Linked DNA regions of Homo sapiens: region 1 is linked to region 2. The links are chromatin contacts, found by Hi-C or POLR2A ChIA-PET in ENCODE. All regions are on one chromosome and are shown on one strand. Each heading gives the region's core, a stretch centred on a gene start or an enhancer-like site at or near the end of the contact. The rest is flanking DNA. Distances are from core to core; before and after follow the strand shown.

What was found. A loop is a pair of places that touch in the nucleus more often than their neighbours do. ChIA-PET counts read pairs that join two places held with the same protein, here RNA polymerase II (POLR2A). Pooled maps may share reads with other maps.
Region 1: a loop to region 2 is called in a map of breast epithelium, with 2.9 times the contacts of the local background. The contact joins the enhancer-like site here to the promoter of SLC27A1 in region 2. A Hi-C loop is called at or near these places in 1 of 168 maps with a recorded cell type or tissue (breast epithelium), 1 of 37 single-sample maps with no recorded cell type and 8 of 50 pooled maps. POLR2A ChIA-PET finds 5 or more read pairs at or near these places in 8 of 52 experiments (A549, BJ, CD4-positive, alpha-beta T cell and 4 more).

The regions. Positions count from the first base shown.
Region 1 is chr19:17,578,326-17,582,739 of GRCh38, forward strand. It overlaps COLGALT1 (collagen beta(1-O)galactosyltransferase 1), which reads left to right. Exons shown (of 12, transcript NM_024656.4): 10 at 1,157-1,284; 11 at 2,374-2,580; 12 at 2,852-4,414. The coding sequence ends at 3,119. Among named protein-coding and RNA genes, the nearest start is that of COLGALT1, 25 kb to the left of the region's middle. RefSeq lists enhancers at 1,571-1,780, 1,615-1,909. Within about 2 kb of position 1,531, at least 4 of the 41 ENCODE cell types and tissues checked have a DNase peak (open chromatin) inside an H3K27ac peak, as active enhancers do.
Region 2 is chr19:17,467,386-17,471,885 of GRCh38, forward strand. SLC27A1 (solute carrier family 27 member 1) reads left to right here and starts at 3,139. Exons shown (of 12, transcript NM_198580.3): 1 at 3,139-3,322. The coding sequence starts at 3,156. RefSeq lists enhancers at 2,204-2,333, 3,755-4,256 and a silencer at 3,084-3,213.

The DNA of each region.
Region 1 (4,414 bases), core at 281-2,780, 110 kb after region 2:
CCCTTTTGAGCAGCAGGTGGTGTCTGGGGCCTGGGACCTGTAAACAAATCCTCATTACTCCCAGCCTGGTCTCTGTGCTTGATGTTTAGTACTAGAAGTCATGGCCACAGAGCCACTTTAAACCAGCACCTGCCCAGTGCTGCTGGGGGCACTCACCAGCCCAGGCATCCTCATCCACCCTCAGAGGGAGAGGCTGTGATTGGAGGAGGGTGTCTGACTAGGCTTCGAACTTGGGCCATCAGGGCCGGGCATGGTGGCGCACACCTGTGGTCCCAACTATTTGGGAGGCTAAAGTGGGAGAGTGGCTTGAGCCCAGGAGTTAAGGCTGCAGTCAGCCAAGATCGTGCCACTGCACTGCAGACTGGACAGCAGAGCAAAACCGTGTCTCAGAAAAAAGAAAAATGGCTGGGCGTGGTGGCTCATGCCTGTAATCTCAGCACTTTGGGAGGCCGAGGCAGGCGGATCACCTTAGGTCAGGAGTTCAAGACCAGCCTGGCCAACATGGTGAAACCTAGACTCTACTAAAAATACAAAAATTATCTGGGTGTGGTGGTGGGCACCTGTAATCCCTCTACTTGGGAGACTGAGGCAGGAGAATCACTTGAACCCAGGAGGCAGAGGTTGCAGTGGGCTGAAATCATGCCATTGCACTCCAGCCTGGGCGACAAGAGTGACACTCCATCTCAAAAAAAGAAAAATAAAATCCGGGCGTAGTGGCACATGCCTGTAATCCCAGCTGCTCAGGAGGCTGAGGCAGAATTACTTGAACCTGGGAGGCGGAGGTTGCAGTTGAGATCGTTCCACTGCACTCCAGCCTGGGCGACAGGGCGAGACTCCGTCTCAAAAAAAAAAAAAAAGAAAAAGAAAAGAAAAACTTGTTATCGAATGTGAAGCCAAATGGGGGTGTGCGGCTGCAAGGCGGGAGGTGCATGAGGCGTGGGCATTTGAGGGGCTGGGAGGCCTTTCTCTTCTGAGATCCATTATGGACGGCAGAGGGCAGAGGTTTGGATGTCCAGATGTCCCTGGAGCTAGGAGAGGCAGGGAGATGCACTGGCTTCTCTACGGGTCTTTCAAACCTTCTCAAAGCAAAGCTCTGTGCTTTAGGGTCAGGCCTGGCCTTGGCCTCCCTGTGATGTGGCGGGGCTTCCTCCCTCAGGTGGTGGACCGGGGGCTGCAGAAATCGCTTGTGTTTGAGGATGACCTGCGTTTTGAGATCTTCTTCAAGAGACGTCTGATGAACCTCATGCGGGATGTGGAGCGGGAGGGCCTGGACTGGGACCTCATGTGAGTGGGGGTCTGAGGATGGGGTGAAGCTGGGGCCTGGGGCAAGGCCAGGACTTAGAGGTGGGGGTGGGGGCAGGGTGGAGCTGGGACCTGGGGATGGGTCATGGCTTAGAGGCGGGGCTTGAAGGTGGGGTGGAACTGGAGCCTAGGTACATGGCCAGGGCTTAGAGGTGGGGCTGGGAGGCGGAGTGGAGCTGAATCCTACGGGCGTGGCCACAGCGCTGCAGCTGAGCCTAGAGCCTGTATGTCTGGGTGTGGTCAGGGTGGCAGGCGTGGCCAACCCTTGGAAGCGTAGCAGGAGGGCTCACGTGGTTCCTGGGCCTGAAGGCACTGTCAGGGCTGTAGCCTATAGGGAAGGGCGTTGGAAGGATCACCCAGAACTCAAGGGACCTGGCCGGAAGCCTGCAGGCTTGGTCAAGGCTTAGAGACTTGACTGAGGCCTGTGGAGGTGGATGTGGCTAAAATTTGACCGGGCAGCCTGTGGGCGTGGCTGAAGAGCATGGGGGTGTGGTCAGAGCTGGAGGTGTGGCCGAAGAGTGTGGGGGCGTGGCCAGGGCGCCTGGTCTTAGACAAGCCCCTGGATGGGAGTGCCACCAACATGTTTCCAGCACTGGAGCCGTCCTTCTCTTCTGTAAGTGGGCTGGTTTGTCCTCTCCCTTCCTCCATCTCTTTTTTCCCTTCCATGTGCAGTGCCCTAATCTGCATTCTGGGAACACTGCCCCATGTGAATAGTAACTGCACCCCTCCATTCCTGACTGCCCCCCCATCAGGGCACCTCGCCCACCTCCACCCCCACTGTCCTCTGAACTCAGAGCAGCTTCAGCCTCAGAGAACGTCTGCGTGATCCTGCTCTCCCCAGCTCCAGATCCTCCATGGCTCCCTCACGCCCTTTGGAAAAACTCACTCTTCTCCCCCATGACCGCCAGACCCCTGGGCTCCTGCATTCACTCCATCCAGTCACAGAGCTCTGCAAACATGCTGAGCCTGCTCCCATCCCAGGACCTGACGGGGTAACTAGATCCCTGGCTTTCTGGGCAAGCTCCCTCCGGAGGGCGGGAGGAGAGTGACAGGCCCGATCTTGCACCCCAGCTATGTGGGCCGGAAGCGGATGCAGGTGGAGCACCCCGAGAAGGCTGTGCCTCGCGTGAGGAACCTGGTGGAGGCCGACTATTCCTACTGGACCCTGGCCTACGTGATCTCCCTGCAAGGCGCCCGCAAACTGCTGGCTGCTGAGCCGCTCTCCAAGATGCTGCCTGTGGACGAGTTCCTGCCCGTCATGTTCGACAAACACCCAGTGTGAGAGGGGCAGGCGGCTGCTGGGCTGGGGTTTCACGGTGGGTCTGTCCTGGGAGAATGGGGATGTGAGACTCACGGCCTCCGAGAAGATGTCTCTTCTTTTGCCTACTTCTCCCTCCGTTTGCCCCCTCGCAGATCTGTCTCCATTTGTATCCCCTGCACACTTACGTTTTAATCTGTCCCCGCTGACTTCTTCACCCCCAATTTTTCCTCCAGCTGTCCCGTCCCCTGAAGCCATTGCTGCCCCTCACTCCCCTCCTCCTCCCCCCAGGTCCGAGTACAAGGCCCACTTCTCCCTCCGCAACCTGCATGCCTTCTCTGTGGAGCCGCTGCTCATCTACCCCACACACTACACAGGAGACGATGGCTATGTGAGTGACACCGAGACCTCAGTCGTATGGAACAATGAGCACGTCAAGACCGACTGGGACCGCGCCAAGTCCCAGAAGATGCGGGAGCAGCAGGCACTGAGCCGTGAGGCCAAGAACTCGGACGTGCTCCAGTCCCCACTGGACAGTGCTGCCCGGGATGAACTCTGAGGGGTAGCAGCCAGAAAGCCAAAGCAGCCATCGGTGGCCCAGGCTCCACGTGCTTACTGAGGACATCAGGTCCACCTCTGGACCCCTTGGCAGGCCACAGAGGGCTCTCGTGTGGGGTGGTGTCCAGCCAGCTCTTGCTAAGCAATCACGTGCACACAGGCAGCATTAATGGAGTGCCTACTGCATGCCAGCAACAGGGCTTGGCCCTGGGGAATTGGGAGGAACCAAGCCCTCTTCATCTGTTCATGTGCCCAGCATTTATTAAGCACCTGCTGTATGCAAGGTTCCCATGTTACGGCAGTGAATGAGGCATAATTGTTCCCTCCATCAGCGATTGATTCAGTCATCAAGCAGTTACTGATCAGATTAAGAATCAGGCACTAGTGATACACATTCATTTTTAAAATTCATTCAAGGATTTATTGAGTGCCTACTGTGTGTTGGGTGCCATTCCAGGCTCTGGGATTTTTTTTTTTTTTTTTTTAAGAGTAGAGTCTGTCTCTGTCACCCAGGCTGGAGTGCAGTGGTGTGACGGCTCACTGCAGCCTGCGCCTCCCAGCGTCCAGCAATTCTTGTTTCTCGGCCTCCCAAGTAGCTGGGACTATAGGTGCGTGCCATCACATCTGGCTAGTTTTTGTATTTTTAGTAGAGACGGGGTTTCACCATGTTGGCCAGGCTGGTCTCGAACTCCTGACCTCAAGTGATCTGCCCGCCTTGGCCACCCAAAGTGCTAGGGTTACAGGCATGAGCCACTGTGCCCAGCCCAGGCTCTGGGAATATTGAGATAAATAAGATGCTTCTATCCATTTATTCAAGCACATATTGGTCACCTACTGTGTGCCTGGCACTCATGTCACAAAGATAAGTTCCTGATTCGGTACACTTACTGAGCACCTGCTGTGTGCAGGGAGCTGAGCTATGGGATGGGAATGGGAGTAAACAAGGTACTTTTTACTTTTTTCTTTTTTTCCTCACTGCTAGACGGTGTGGGAACTTCTCACTCATTGGCTTCTTTCCCACACACCTGAAGAGCACTGACTGTGTGCCGGGCACTAGTGATACAAAAGAGTGTGACAGTTGTTCAGTCTGCATTTTCGATCATGGGCTACATGCCGAGTGCTGGGGCACAGAGATGAACAAGATCGGTTCCTTCACTTCTTCATGCCACAAGTGTTTATTGAGCACCTGTGTGCCAGGCCTCACAGACTCCCAGTTGGGTTGAAGAATGGTTGACTGAGTTTGATTCTTCCTGTACCCTCGGTCGTCTGAGCTGTGTGCAGACAACATCCCCCCAC
Region 2 (4,500 bases), core at 1,889-4,388:
AGATCTCAGAAGCAAAAGTTTTTCTCTGACCTTCTCCTGCCCTCTTGTGTCTCAGATCTATTCTCCCCCAAGGCTGGCCATAAAAACTAGAATCCCTCTTTCCCAAGGTAGGTTTTAGAAACTAGAACTCTTGGCTGGGTGTGGTGCCTCACGTCTGTAATCCCAGCACTTTGGGAGGCCAAGGCAGGCGGATCGCTTGAGATCAGAAGTTCGTGACCAGCCTGGTCAACATGGTGAAACCCTGTCTCTACCAAAAATACATAATTAGCTAGGCTTGGTGGCATGCGCCTGTAATCCCAGCTCCTGGGGAGGCTGAGGCAGGAATCGCGTGGACCCAGGAGGCGGAGGTTGCAGTGAGCCAAGATTGAGACATTGCACTCCAGCCTGTGTGACAGAGTAAGATTCCATCTCAAAACAAACAAACAAACTGGTAAGATGGAGGGGGAAAAGGGAGGATAGGAAAAAAGGAAGGGGGGAAGAGAGGAGGAGGGCAGGGAGGAGGAGAGAAAAGGGCAGAAAGGAGAGAAGGAGGGAGAAAGAGAGAAGGAGGAAGTGGGGTAAGAGAAGAGAGAATCAGAGCACAAGAAAGGTGGAGGGGAAGTTTAGAGAAGAAAAAGGAGGAGGAGGGGTAAGAAGAGAGGAAGGAGGAGGGAAAGGAGGAGAGGAGGGGAGGAGGGACAGGGAACACTCAGCTGACATTTATGAATGAATGAATCTCAATTCCAAGTAAGCATGACAGCTCCAGTCCTCAGTTTCTTTCTTCCTTCTTTCTTTGTTTCTTTCTTTTCTTTCTTTCTTTCTCTCTTCTATTTTTTTTTTTTTAAGACAGGGTCTTGCTTTGTCACCCAGGCTGGAGTATAGTGACGCGATCTCGGCTCACTGGATCCTCTGCCTTCCGGGTTCAAGTGATTCTGCTCCCTCAGCCTCCGGAGTAGCTGGGATTACAGGTGTGCTCCACCATGCCTGACTAATTTTTGTATTTTTAGTAGAGACGGGGTTTCGTCATGTTGGTCAGGCTGGTTTCGAACTTCTGGCCTCAAGTGATCCACCCAACTCGGCCTCCCAAAATGCTGGGATTACAGGCGTGAGTCACCACGCCCAGCCTGCCCTCAGTTTCTTTACCTGTCAAATGGGGTGATCACAGCGGTGCTACCTGGCTAGGTAAGAGTGCAACTGCAGTTACTGGTCATTGCTGACTCTTCCAGGCCCAGAAAGCAGCAGGCCAGTGGCTGGCTCTGGGCCTGTCCTCCGGATCTTCCTCGTGATCCCTCATTCCAGCCACCCTGCTGCCCGCAGGGACCAATGGCAGCGTAGGGGGTGAGTGCCTGCCCAGCCCTGTCCTCCAAATGCATTGGAATCAGGCCCGGGCCGCCTCCTAAGGAGAACGCTGGAAAGGTCGGCCAAGGAGAGCAGAAAACAAGCAGTGGTGGAGTCGGCAGTGGGGCAGAGGAGGGGGAGCTGGAAGGGAAGGACCCCAAAGCAGAAGCCCGCACAGTAGGCACAGCGCACCCAAGAAGGGTCCAGGAGTCTGCAGAAACAGAAAGGTCCCCGGCCTCAGCCTCCTAGTCCCTGCCTGCCTCCTGCCTGAGCTTCTGGGAGACTGAAGGCACGGCTTGCAGCTTCAGGTCAGCCAGAGAATGGGGTTGTGCGTGCCCCCAGGCCAGCGCTGGCAGCGCCTGGGGGAGCATCTAGGACCCCGGGGTGCAAGTAAAGGGCCTGTAGGTGCTTCTAGGAAGGATGGGGACCTGGCGTGTGGATTTTGTCCTCCCTGGGATCCTGGGGTGTGACGGTGAGACTTAACCGACAAGGCTTCGGGACATGGATTAAGAATTAGCTGTGTCCTTGAATCACACGTGTTAAGACCGCGGCGGTGTTTACAGTTAGAGACTTCTGAGGCCCCAATGGTGTGAGTTGAGCACTCCCCCGGGCCCTGGAACGTGTTTTTAAGACCGAAAGAGGCTTTGGGGCTTGGATTTAGGACAAGCTGGAGCAAGAATACAGCCCGCGCGGGCCGTGGGTGTGGACTGGGATATTTTTGGTCCCCCGGGGTAGAGATCCTGCACGCCAACTAGGGCTCGGGTCCTGATATCTTGCGAGCCACGCCCCAAGGCTGCAGGACACGTGTGTTTCCTAAAAGGAGAGGGGGTGGGGCAAGGCTTGGTTGTCATGGAGACAGCGGACGACCCTGGCGGGCCGTTCTAGCACCCATGTCTCTTTGGCCGTCGCCTCTCCGGTCCGGTTGCCTCTCTATGGTCGTGGCTTCTGGAAGACGGCCGGCCTCGGCTCTGCGGGCTGAGGGGCTTCGAAGTAGACAGGAGGGAAGAGGGGCGGGGCCTAGGTCCTAGGGGGGCCGGAGTGAAACCCAGGAGGTGGCGACCGAGCCAAAGCCTGAGGGCGGGGCCCGTGGCCAGGATAGAACCTGAGCCTGGGAACTTGGGCTAGGCCCGGAACTGGGGTGGGGCTTGAACGGATTGGGGAGGGCTCTAGTTTCGGGAGGGTGGGGCGTGTGCTTATTGCGGGGGGGTGGGGAGGCATATGTCTAACCTAGGGGGTGGGGCCTGGCTGAGAGGGGCGGGACTCGGGGAGAGGGCTTGTACCTGTGGGCTGGGCTAGAAGCATAACCTAAGGGCGGGGCCCAGTGAGTGGTGAAAAGGCCACGGGGTAGAGGCAGGACCAGGAGGAAAGGGGACAGGACGTGAAGGGTAATTCGGGGATCGAGGATAGAGGCTAGATGAAGGCATGTGGCGAGGCCTGACAGTGACCGACAAGGTGGACATGCTGGCTCTGGGGGCGGGGACTGTTGTAAGATTGGCAGGGAAGGATGGGCTCAAAAATATGGAATAGAGCGGACCCAGGGTCCGGGGGCGGAGCCTGGCCAGGACCTGGCCAATCCCAGGCCTGGGGCCCTGGTCTGGTTCCTAGTTAGCGGGCGGGTGTAAAAGCCTGGAAAGGGGCGATGCCTGGCCTGAGGAGTTGACCAATCCCAGGCCTGGGGGCGGAGTCTGACTCGGAGCGCGTTCCCGGACTCGCGGGGGGCGCAGAGCCGAGGCCTGGGGGCGCGGCTCGCTGTAGAGGCGGGGGCGGTCGTGGGGCGGAGCGGGTCGTGGGGCGGGGCTGGAGCGGCCCGCGGCCTCAGCTCTCTCTGCTTCCCCAGGATGCGGGCTCCGGGTGCGGGCGCGGCCTCGGTGGTCTCGCTGGCGCTGTTGTGGCTGCTGGGGCTGCCGTGGACCTGGAGCGCGGCAGCGGCGCTCGGCGTGTACGTGGGCAGCGGCGGCTGGCGCTTCCTGCGCATCGTCTGCAAGACCGCGAGGCGAGACCTCTTGTGAGTGTTGCCGGGATCCGTCCAGGGCTGGGGGCGGGGCTGAGGGCTCTGGGGGCGCACGGTGCAGGGCTGGGTTGCGGGGACGGCTTGGAGGGTCCGGAGAGCTGAGGGTGCTTTGTAGGTTGGGGGCGGGGCTGGGCCGAGGGCTGGGCGGGGGCGGGGCCTGAGAGGGTGACCAGTTGGGGGTCTCTGAGGGGGCTACAGGGGACACTTTAAGGATTTCTCGAGGAAGATGAGTAGCCTCTAAGGTGCTTCGGGCGTTGCAGGCTGCTTAGGAGATGATCTCAGGGGATTTGGGGGGCAATTTGGGGGTCTTTGGGCAACTGGTGGAAATTCCAGGGAGCTGGGGCTGACTGGAAATCCGTGGCGGTGTGGGGGTCTTTTTGGAGCCGTGATAACTGTGAGAGACTTCAGGGGGCTCTCCAGTAGGTCACCGGGGCTCACAGGGACGACCCAATAGATAGTCTCTGGGGGGTTGCCAAGACACTTTGGGTCTATCTAGGGCTTTCTCTGAGGGATGAGCGAGCTGCTCTATAAAGGACTTCCCGGGTTTCTGAAGGTGTGAGTTTCCTCGGGATCGTTTACAGCTGGGGCACTGTTTGAGATTTTGGGGTCTGTGTGGGACTTTGGGTTTGGGAGTTGTTCGGAGTGTGTCGGGAGGCTGCTGTGTATTCCAGGACTTGTTTGGGGGGTCTCTTCTGGAGACTGGGACACTGGATTCATGCTAGGGGGGCAGATTCTGGTGTCCTGTGCAAGGATCCTTGGAGGGTTTTTGCGGTGTCTCTGAGGGACTTGCTCAAACGAGCCGTTGGGGGTCCTTCTGGGATGAAACAGGCATTGCTGGGGGCTTCTATCAGAGCAGACCTCAGGAACAGCACCACGTGGGAGCAGGTGAGCGCCGGCTAGCGGGGCAGGGCTCAACACCTTCACAGCTCCTTGTAAGATGGAGTAGCAAGAGGGACTGAACCCATTGTAAGGAGGGCACAGAGGGTGTGGAGATGGGAAAGATCCCACCGTAAGTTGACTGGTTCTGAACTTTCTAAAACTCACCCCTTCTGCATGCCATGGCCCCCTGCCCCCGGCTCCTTGGTTGTTCTGATGTGGAAATCTGACTGTGCCCTCTGCTCAGACACCTTCCATGGCCAGCCCATCCTTGGCAGAAGGAAGACTCAGCCCCT